Linked DNA regions of Mus musculus: regions 1 and 2 are each linked to region 3. A link is a loop called in an ENCODE intact Hi-C map of the cell type or tissue named here. Cell type or tissue: left cerebral cortex. All regions are shown on one strand.

Evidence for each region. Hi-C counts contacts between places; a loop is a spot of excess contacts. Peaks named below come from ENCODE experiments on the same cell type or tissue, not always from the same donor. Only the 100,000 strongest peaks of a DNase experiment are listed, where the experiment ranks them.
Region 1: it touches region 3 in a loop (16-fold over the local background); 21 of 42 quality-filtered maps call a loop at or near these places.
Region 2: a loop joins it to region 3, with 6 times the contacts of the local background. A loop is called at or near these places in 17 of 42 quality-filtered maps.

What each region holds. Positions count from the first base shown.
Region 1 is chr12:30,368,562-30,371,061 of GRCm38, reverse strand. The region is part of intron 1 of Sntg2 (syntrophin, gamma 2); the gene reads left to right. Among named protein-coding and RNA genes, the nearest start is that of Sntg2, 3.6 kb to the left of the region's middle. In left cerebral cortex, a CTCF peak has its summit at 1,050 (motif pointing right); DNase peaks (open chromatin) are centred at 69 and 1,054.
Region 2 is chr12:30,576,750-30,579,249 of GRCm38, reverse strand. It overlaps Gm32259 (a long non-coding RNA gene), which reads left to right and starts at 2,057. Exons shown (of 4, transcript XR_872635.1): 1 at 2,057-2,128. In left cerebral cortex, a CTCF peak has its summit at 1,030 (motif pointing right); a DNase peak (open chromatin) is centred at 1,028.
Region 3 is chr12:30,198,727-30,201,226 of GRCm38, reverse strand. The region is part of intron 15 of Sntg2 (syntrophin, gamma 2); the gene reads left to right. Among named protein-coding and RNA genes, the nearest start is that of Gm32084, 54 kb to the right of the region's middle. In left cerebral cortex, a CTCF peak has its summit at 1,317 (motif pointing left); DNase peaks (open chromatin) are centred at 600 and 1,285; H3K27ac peaks cover 368 bases.

The DNA.
Region 1 (2,500 bases), 170 kb before region 3:
TTGAAGGCACGCTTCGTAAGGGAATCTCTTAGCCATTTTTTTTTTCCAGAGCCGCTGTTACTGCAGAGATAAGTTAAGCAGACACTGTAGGATCCCAATACTCCCCCTTGTTTCCTGCTCCTGTTACGTGCGTCCTTATTTCTTTCAGACACTTTTGATCTCACCAATAGAATTTCTTTTGGTGCCTGTGACATCATAGGCCAATCCCATGTATTTTAAAACAAGGAGTTACTTGATTTTTACCAGGAGACAACATGCCTCATGGTGAACATGTAAACAGGATCTAATTTAGAAACCTGAATTTACTTGTTAAAAATATCAGAAATTAAATTTGTCCCTTTTTTCTGAAATATATGTAACAACTTCTCATATCTACTTATCTGTATAGTTTTTGGTTGTAATCTAGACATATATTCCAGGATGGCTCGTACAACACACTTTTGAGAAGCCAGAGAAGGTGGCATTGAGGCACAGGATGAGGGGGGCACTGTTGAATCCAGACCCCTTGTTATTAAATGATTTCCTTCCTTCCTTCTCCCTTGTGCTGTGCTGTGCTAGTACCCAGGGCTTGCACTGTACTTACAGTATAAAGAGAAACTCACTGGTTAGCATTGGAGAAAATTAGCAACCCTCGCTGGGGAAGCCCACTTACCCCCTTCTCACCTGTAAACTCTCCAGAGCAATTCTTATTGGTCACTTGCATTCTGACACCAGTCACCCTTAGCAATCAACTGTCATTTAGAAATGACAATGTACATATGACATATTTCAGTGTAGTACGTTATGATGCTACGATATATGCATACATTATGTACACATCTAGGTAGTATGGTTCTCAGAAACTGGCTATTCAGTTAGACTGAGCGATTTCGTTGTATAAGATGAAAAAAAAAGAAGGTTTCTAAAGGCCTTCTAAGGAAAAGACATTAACAATTTCATGGAAAAGGCACTTGGGTTTTGTACTGGTGAGTGTTTCCCTTGTGGTCCAATAACCGCTGCTGCCCTGAGCTCACATAGGTTTGGAAAAGTTGCATTGCTTTCTGCCAACAGGAGGTGGCGCTGAATCCTCGGCCTTCCTGGAGTCCCATTCAGCCTGTGGAAGCCGGCTTATCCCTTCTATTTCTGCACTAAGCTCCCCTTGCGGACTTGATCCCCACTCAAGGCCATTCCTGGCTTCCTCTGGGAGCACTGGCTGTTCTTCTCTACCCCCAAGGACACACAGGGCATCTTCGAAATCCTACCCTGCCCAGAGACAACTAAAACTCTATACCATCCTGCACGCTTCAACACATGCTATTAAAATGTGCTGTGAGGGCTGTGTGATTCTTTTTCAGTTTGAATTTCCTTGTTAAACATTTCTTTTCAGATGTGGTATTATTATTCATCCGTTACATTTTTATTAGGCAAATAATTAAGATTTAAGGAAAACGACTATGCCTTTTTAGCTTATTTAAGGCTGTAATTGCAAAGTTATAAAAATGTCAGGTTATATTTTTAACACATAAGGTATGCTAATTTCAGAGATGACTTACTCCAAAATTGCTAAATTTTCATTCTGCTTACCCCGTTTTATCGCCATTTTCCCTACCTGCCTAACACCTTATCTGCCTTAATATTTACAGTAATGTTTTTGTATTGTGAAAGAACGATGCTACTCTAAACTGTCAGCATTTTGACTTACCCAGCTTGGATAGGCACCAGAATCCATTTGACATTTGGACGGATTCCACTTGGTTACAGCTCTGACTTGTATTACGATAAATACAATCACATGAGATATTAAAACCACTGTGTGTGTGTCACTGTGGTCATTGACTTTCATTTTTTGGATTTATTTCTCTCATCACTGTTCCTTGGACCCCAGCTCCAGGAAGAAAAGTACGCCTCACTCCAGACAGTAGTAAATTCATTTAAGCCCAGACTGGTGAAGAATAAACGTATCTATTTTTATTTTAATTGAAGTAACTAGGTGGAAAATCACACAACACTGTTGAATCTCATTCCTAGAACTGATTCAAACAGTTAGAGGTCTAAGTGGCAGTACTGTGTTATAGGTAAAATACAACCATAGGATTCCACCCAGTTTCTTAATAAACAGTCCATATTTGTGAAGGGTGGTATGATTGTCAGTGATCCTAAAAAGTTATCTAATTTATTTTCCATGAGAAACAAGTACTTTGCATCTAGGGCATGCCCACACTGCTAGGTGACTCAGCTTTTAGGACTGGAACAGAGTAATCCCCCTCCCCTTGCCCTTTCCAAGATGAGGTAAAAGAGAGGAAGTGGGCCACCCCCCAACTTGTGTCTCCGATTGACTGACTGATTTTTCCTGTGGTAAGCGGTGTCGTGCTGCACTCCACTTGCTGAGCTTGTCATGTGCCTCACTGAGGACAGGGCTGCCCCCATCGCCTCAGTCCCAGACCTCTGTGCCTTTGTCTGCAGGCAGATGCTCAGCTTTAGGGTGTGTTGGTCACTGCTCCTCTCCTCTTCCTGACCCAAT
Region 2 (2,500 bases), 380 kb before region 3:
AGAGGAACAAATACAAGGGATGGATCATATTTCTTCTTAGAAGATACCATGAACCCTGAGTGAGAAGCACAGAGTCTCTCATCCTTCTCCTGTGCTCCTCCTGTCTCATTTCCTGAGATTGTACAGTGCTCACCTTAGTGGTCATGACCCAGTGCTCACCTTAGTGGTGATGACCCAGTGTTCATCTTAGTGGTGATGACCCAGTGCTCACCTTAGTGGTGATGACCCAGTGCTCACCTTAGTGGTGATGACCCAGTGCTCACTTTAGTGGTGATGACCCAGTGCTCACCTTAGTGGTGATGACCCAGTGCTCATCTTAGTGGTGATGACCCAGTGCTCATCTTAGTGGTGATGACCCAGTGCTCATCTTAGTGGTGATGACCCAGTGTTCATCTTAGTGGTGATGACCCAGTGCTCACCTTAGTGGTGATGACCCAGTGCTCACCTTAGTGGTGATGACCCAGTGCTCACTTTAGTGGTGATGACCCAGTGCTCACCTTAGTGGTGATGACCCAGTGCTCATCTTAGTGGTGATGACCCAGTGCTCATCTTAGTGGTGATGACCCAGTGCTCATCTTAGTGGTGATGACCCAGTGTTCATCTTAGTGGTGATGACCCAGTGCTCATCTTAGTGGTGATGACCCAGTGCTCACCTTAGTGGTGATGACCCAGTGCTCACCTTAGTGGTCACGACCCAGTAGCAGCTTTGTCACTACTGTGCTCCTAAAACCCTTGTTTTTTGTTCTACTCCTCATCCACTCATAGCTGTAGCTTTTTAATATTGCTTAGACTCAAACACACACACACACACACACACACACACACACTCACACACACACACACACTCAAAACATCCAGAAGTTCAAACCGCGATTCTCTCTTTGTAATTACAATAGTATCCGTATGAGAACAATCGCTGTCACTCCTGCAAAGGGAGGAGTCATTTACTTGTCATTTCCCCAGTAGTCAGAGGTCTGGGAAGACATTCTGGTCTTGCAGGCAGGGCTTTCAAATACCTTAACTGGACACTAGGGGGAAGCACCTTCCTTCCAACAGGCCAACAGGCAGCCTGTCATACATTTCCACATTTGAAAAAAGTAAACTTTCATATGTTCAGTTTCTGAAGCGAGAGCTTTAGTTTGCACCATTAAATATATTTATTGAGAATGATGGAATAGATAAACACAGCATTATTTTACTCCTCTGGCATAGATTAAGTTTTAGAAGACTAGTCATTTAAAAATTGCCTGTGAAAAAAATTGGTAATCACAGGTACAACATTTAGAGAAAAATACCTACTGAATCTGATAGCACACTGTCATTTTATACTTATGATATTTTATTATTCTCCTTTTTCAATGCTCGTGGAGACATTCACATAAACACTGAGCAGGACACATCCCGCTGTCTTAGTTTAATTTATTTATCCCTGTCTCCTTAAGTATGAACCTCTCATGTGGCTCACCAATCTGTGCCATTTATTTTCACACCTTCAACATCTCTAGCAGCACGGGGATGGCTGAACAAAAAAAAACCACATGTGATAACTCATTTAGAAACTGCCCCAAGGAAGAGGCTATGTCTTCCATTTCTAACCAGGCACACCTCTGTAAACTGCCTTATATTAACAGACAGGCTACTCCTTAAGAGGAAGGAAGGGGGCAGAAGGAACCCATTGCCACTGCATTTTCTTGGGACAATGCAGTCAATACAACACAAGGAGTCCCGATTTCTGCCTCATTCCTTACCACCAAGCGATATGCCAGAAGAATATGCATATTTGGGGAGCTAATACCAGCAGGTGCATTGATTATAACCCTCAGCATCTGAATACTTTTATCTCTCCTTTTGTTTTTGTTTTTTTTGCTTTGATTCAAAATAGAAAAAGAAAAGAAAAACGCACCTGGCTCTATGGCTGGAGGTACAGATGCACAAACACTCTCTTGGGTGTTTGCTATATTTGAAGTCAGGGAAGTGAGAGGAAAGCCAGCACAGCGTAGATGAGCAGCTCTGTCAATGTTTGTATCTAAACTCCAGACCTCTGGTGGCTCCAGGTGCCACCCTTGTCAGCCCCAGCCTCCTGCTCCTGGTTGGTGAGTGCCGTGCTCTTCTTTGCAGGCAATGCCAGGTAGGCAAGGGCTTGGGTACAGGTGAAGCATGGCAGTTTTCCTTAGCTTATTTTCCATGTGTGTAGTTTTTAGTTACTACTACTTGAGCCAGAACAGTACTTCTGGAGTCTAGCCCAGTAAAACTAAGAGCCAAGGCCATTCATGTACCTACTGAAGTCAGACAGAGAAGCCAGGGTAGACTGGATGCAAAAGTAGAGGCCCTGGCATGGAGGCCAGTTGGAGCTAGACTTTAGATTTTGCTGAATTCAGCCTTCACTGAGAGACAAGGATCAGGTCAGGGCAGATCAGGTTCAACACAGCATGTGGTTGCCTGGTTCCAGAGTGTGTAGGAGAGAAAGTAGAAGATGGTACTGTAAGTAAAACTGTTGTCT
Region 3 (2,500 bases):
ATTCAGATATGTGTGAGAGTAGGCAGCACCCACCAGCTGTGCTGGAAATGAAGGTCTGCCTATATGATCTGCCTTCCTGCTTGCTAGTTTGGGGTCTCTGGGTGTTTACAAGCCCTAGAACCCACACAGCAAAATGTCCAGTGAAATGGTGCTTGGCAGCTATGATTCAGAGACAGACAGACGGGGAGGGAAGGAGAAAGAGGAAAACACAGGATGGGTTTTCATAATCTCCTTGAAGAGAAAAAAACCTACAACACTAGAACAGAATGAAAAGAACCGTAGTTTCAAACCTGAGTGGTTTTGGGGAGAGTACACTCCGCACGTTGGTAGAATGCATCCAGGAATGAAATGCTGTCCTGGATTCCAGCTGTATTGATTATGCCGCCTGTGTGAGCAGTAGAAATCACTGGATTATTTCCATCATCATCTGAGGGTTCTCCAAATTACATAAGTGTTAGGAAATCCTTTGCCAATGTGAAGAGCCAATGCTCTTTCACATAATATTTATAAAGACCTACTTTGCTAATTACAAATGAGTGATGTTTGTGCCTGTGGGGAATGCTGCTGTGAACGCGGGACGCCAGTAGATTTAGTTTAGAGATCTCATTGGCTTTTATTAGCAAGGACAAAGCATAAAAGCCTACAGCAGACCCACAGAGCAGAAGAGTGGTCTCTGTGGGTGGCTTGAGCAGGATCAAGGGACCCTGTATTACAGAACCCCATGGCTCTCACAGGAAACAGCTTCCTGTGGTTTCTCTTGCAGAATAGAGCAGAAAGGGTGTCCCTATTGTCCATTCGGGCTAGCTTGGTTCCCTTCAGATCAGCTGCTGCTGATCAGCACTTAGGAAGCCCTGACCTGTTGGAGTTTCACTTGTTGTATAAAGCTTCAGTTTGATGATGTGTCGTTGGACATGGATGATGGCAATGTGGTCTGGTCTTTGGGGCCTCAGGCTTGAGCTCATTCATACACATGGATTCTACTGGGTCATATCTGAATTTCTGTTACTAAGCATACGAACATTTCTAGAAACCTGCTTTCCACATACCTTGTGCCAGCTCAGCTTTGGCCTCCCTTCGTTCCAGAGCCCACAATGAAGAAGTGAAGGCTCATCAAAGGCTTCTAAAAATGAGCAGTCTTTTTCTCATAGCTGTTTCCAAACTGCCATATCTGAGCCTCTTAGGCTATGCTCTTTTGTGACCCAGTCTCTCAACCAGTTGATAAGTACTCCCAGACAGCAACTTTGTCTAGAACTCTTCCCTGTGCCCTTCCTTTTTCCAGAACAAAGATCTCAGCCAGGACAAGTCTGCCCTCTAGGGGACATATGGAGATAACTGAAGACGGTTTTTCCTCACTAGTACCTGGAAGGGTAGGGTACTCTGCCACTTCGGGATGTCCATTATGGGGGCCCAAATTGCTGCTTAGCACCTGCCATGAACAGGATAGAGCATTATACAGAATATTCAAGCAGCCTGTGTTCAGAGGTAGAGAAATCCTGAGACAGAAAAGGAACCTGCTTTTGTCCCTGGTACCTGAAAACTCACTACAAACATTGTCACTTCACTTCCTCAAAGTGAAATTATCATGATGTTTTCCCCATGGACTCACATGATGATTGTAGTAATAATAAAATGCAGTTGCATAAAATAATGTAATATCAAGGATGGATTTCAATTCTGTATCCAGCATCGAAGGCCATTCATGCTGTAGCACAGGGTCGGTGAGCAAATGACTTCTTGATCCTTGTCAAGAGTCCTTACCTTCTGTGACCATGGTACTCACACAGATCAATACAGAACCCACACTTGCTACTAATTTGATCCAGACTCCAGACCTGAATGCTCTTGCCAAGTGTGTCCTTCTGGGATGCATATGGTGTTACAGCATCTACCGTGGAGGAAGAAGTGCAGAACTTCTACGTAGTTTCTGCTTCTTCATCTCTGACACGCAGTCTTGCACTTCAGGACACCAAATCTAAGACCTTTAGGATTCCACCTTAAGGGCAGGTTTGCATGGTCTATCTCCACACAGTCCTCAGGATTCTATGTGTGTCTTTGGTGCTGCACTTGGCAATATCCCGGAATAGATCCTGGTCAAGGCCCTAACCTAGGAAGAGCAAAGCACAGCACAGCACTGCCTGCTAGAGATTCCACTGCCGGTCTACTTGTGCTTCTGTCTCTGGCTTACTCATGGTCAGCCAGTCTTCCTGTCACTCCAGGGACTAGAACAGTACACATAAGAGTCTTCAAGAGGCCATATGTGAGAATCTTAGCATGTCTACCCACTGACTCGTGTGCAGCCAGGGGCAGCAACACTGCAAGGGAAGAGCTTGATATGAACTCCGGTTCCTAATGACATGGAAGTGGGGTCTAGTGTTCTGGAGCTCCCTTCCTGTTTCTGTAGGATCTGGGGGAAGTTCTGAGCTGGTCTGCACAGGCTACAAGCAACATGTTTGACCTCACAGTTGCATGGCCCCTTGCTCTTGTGTGAGGGTTGAACCCA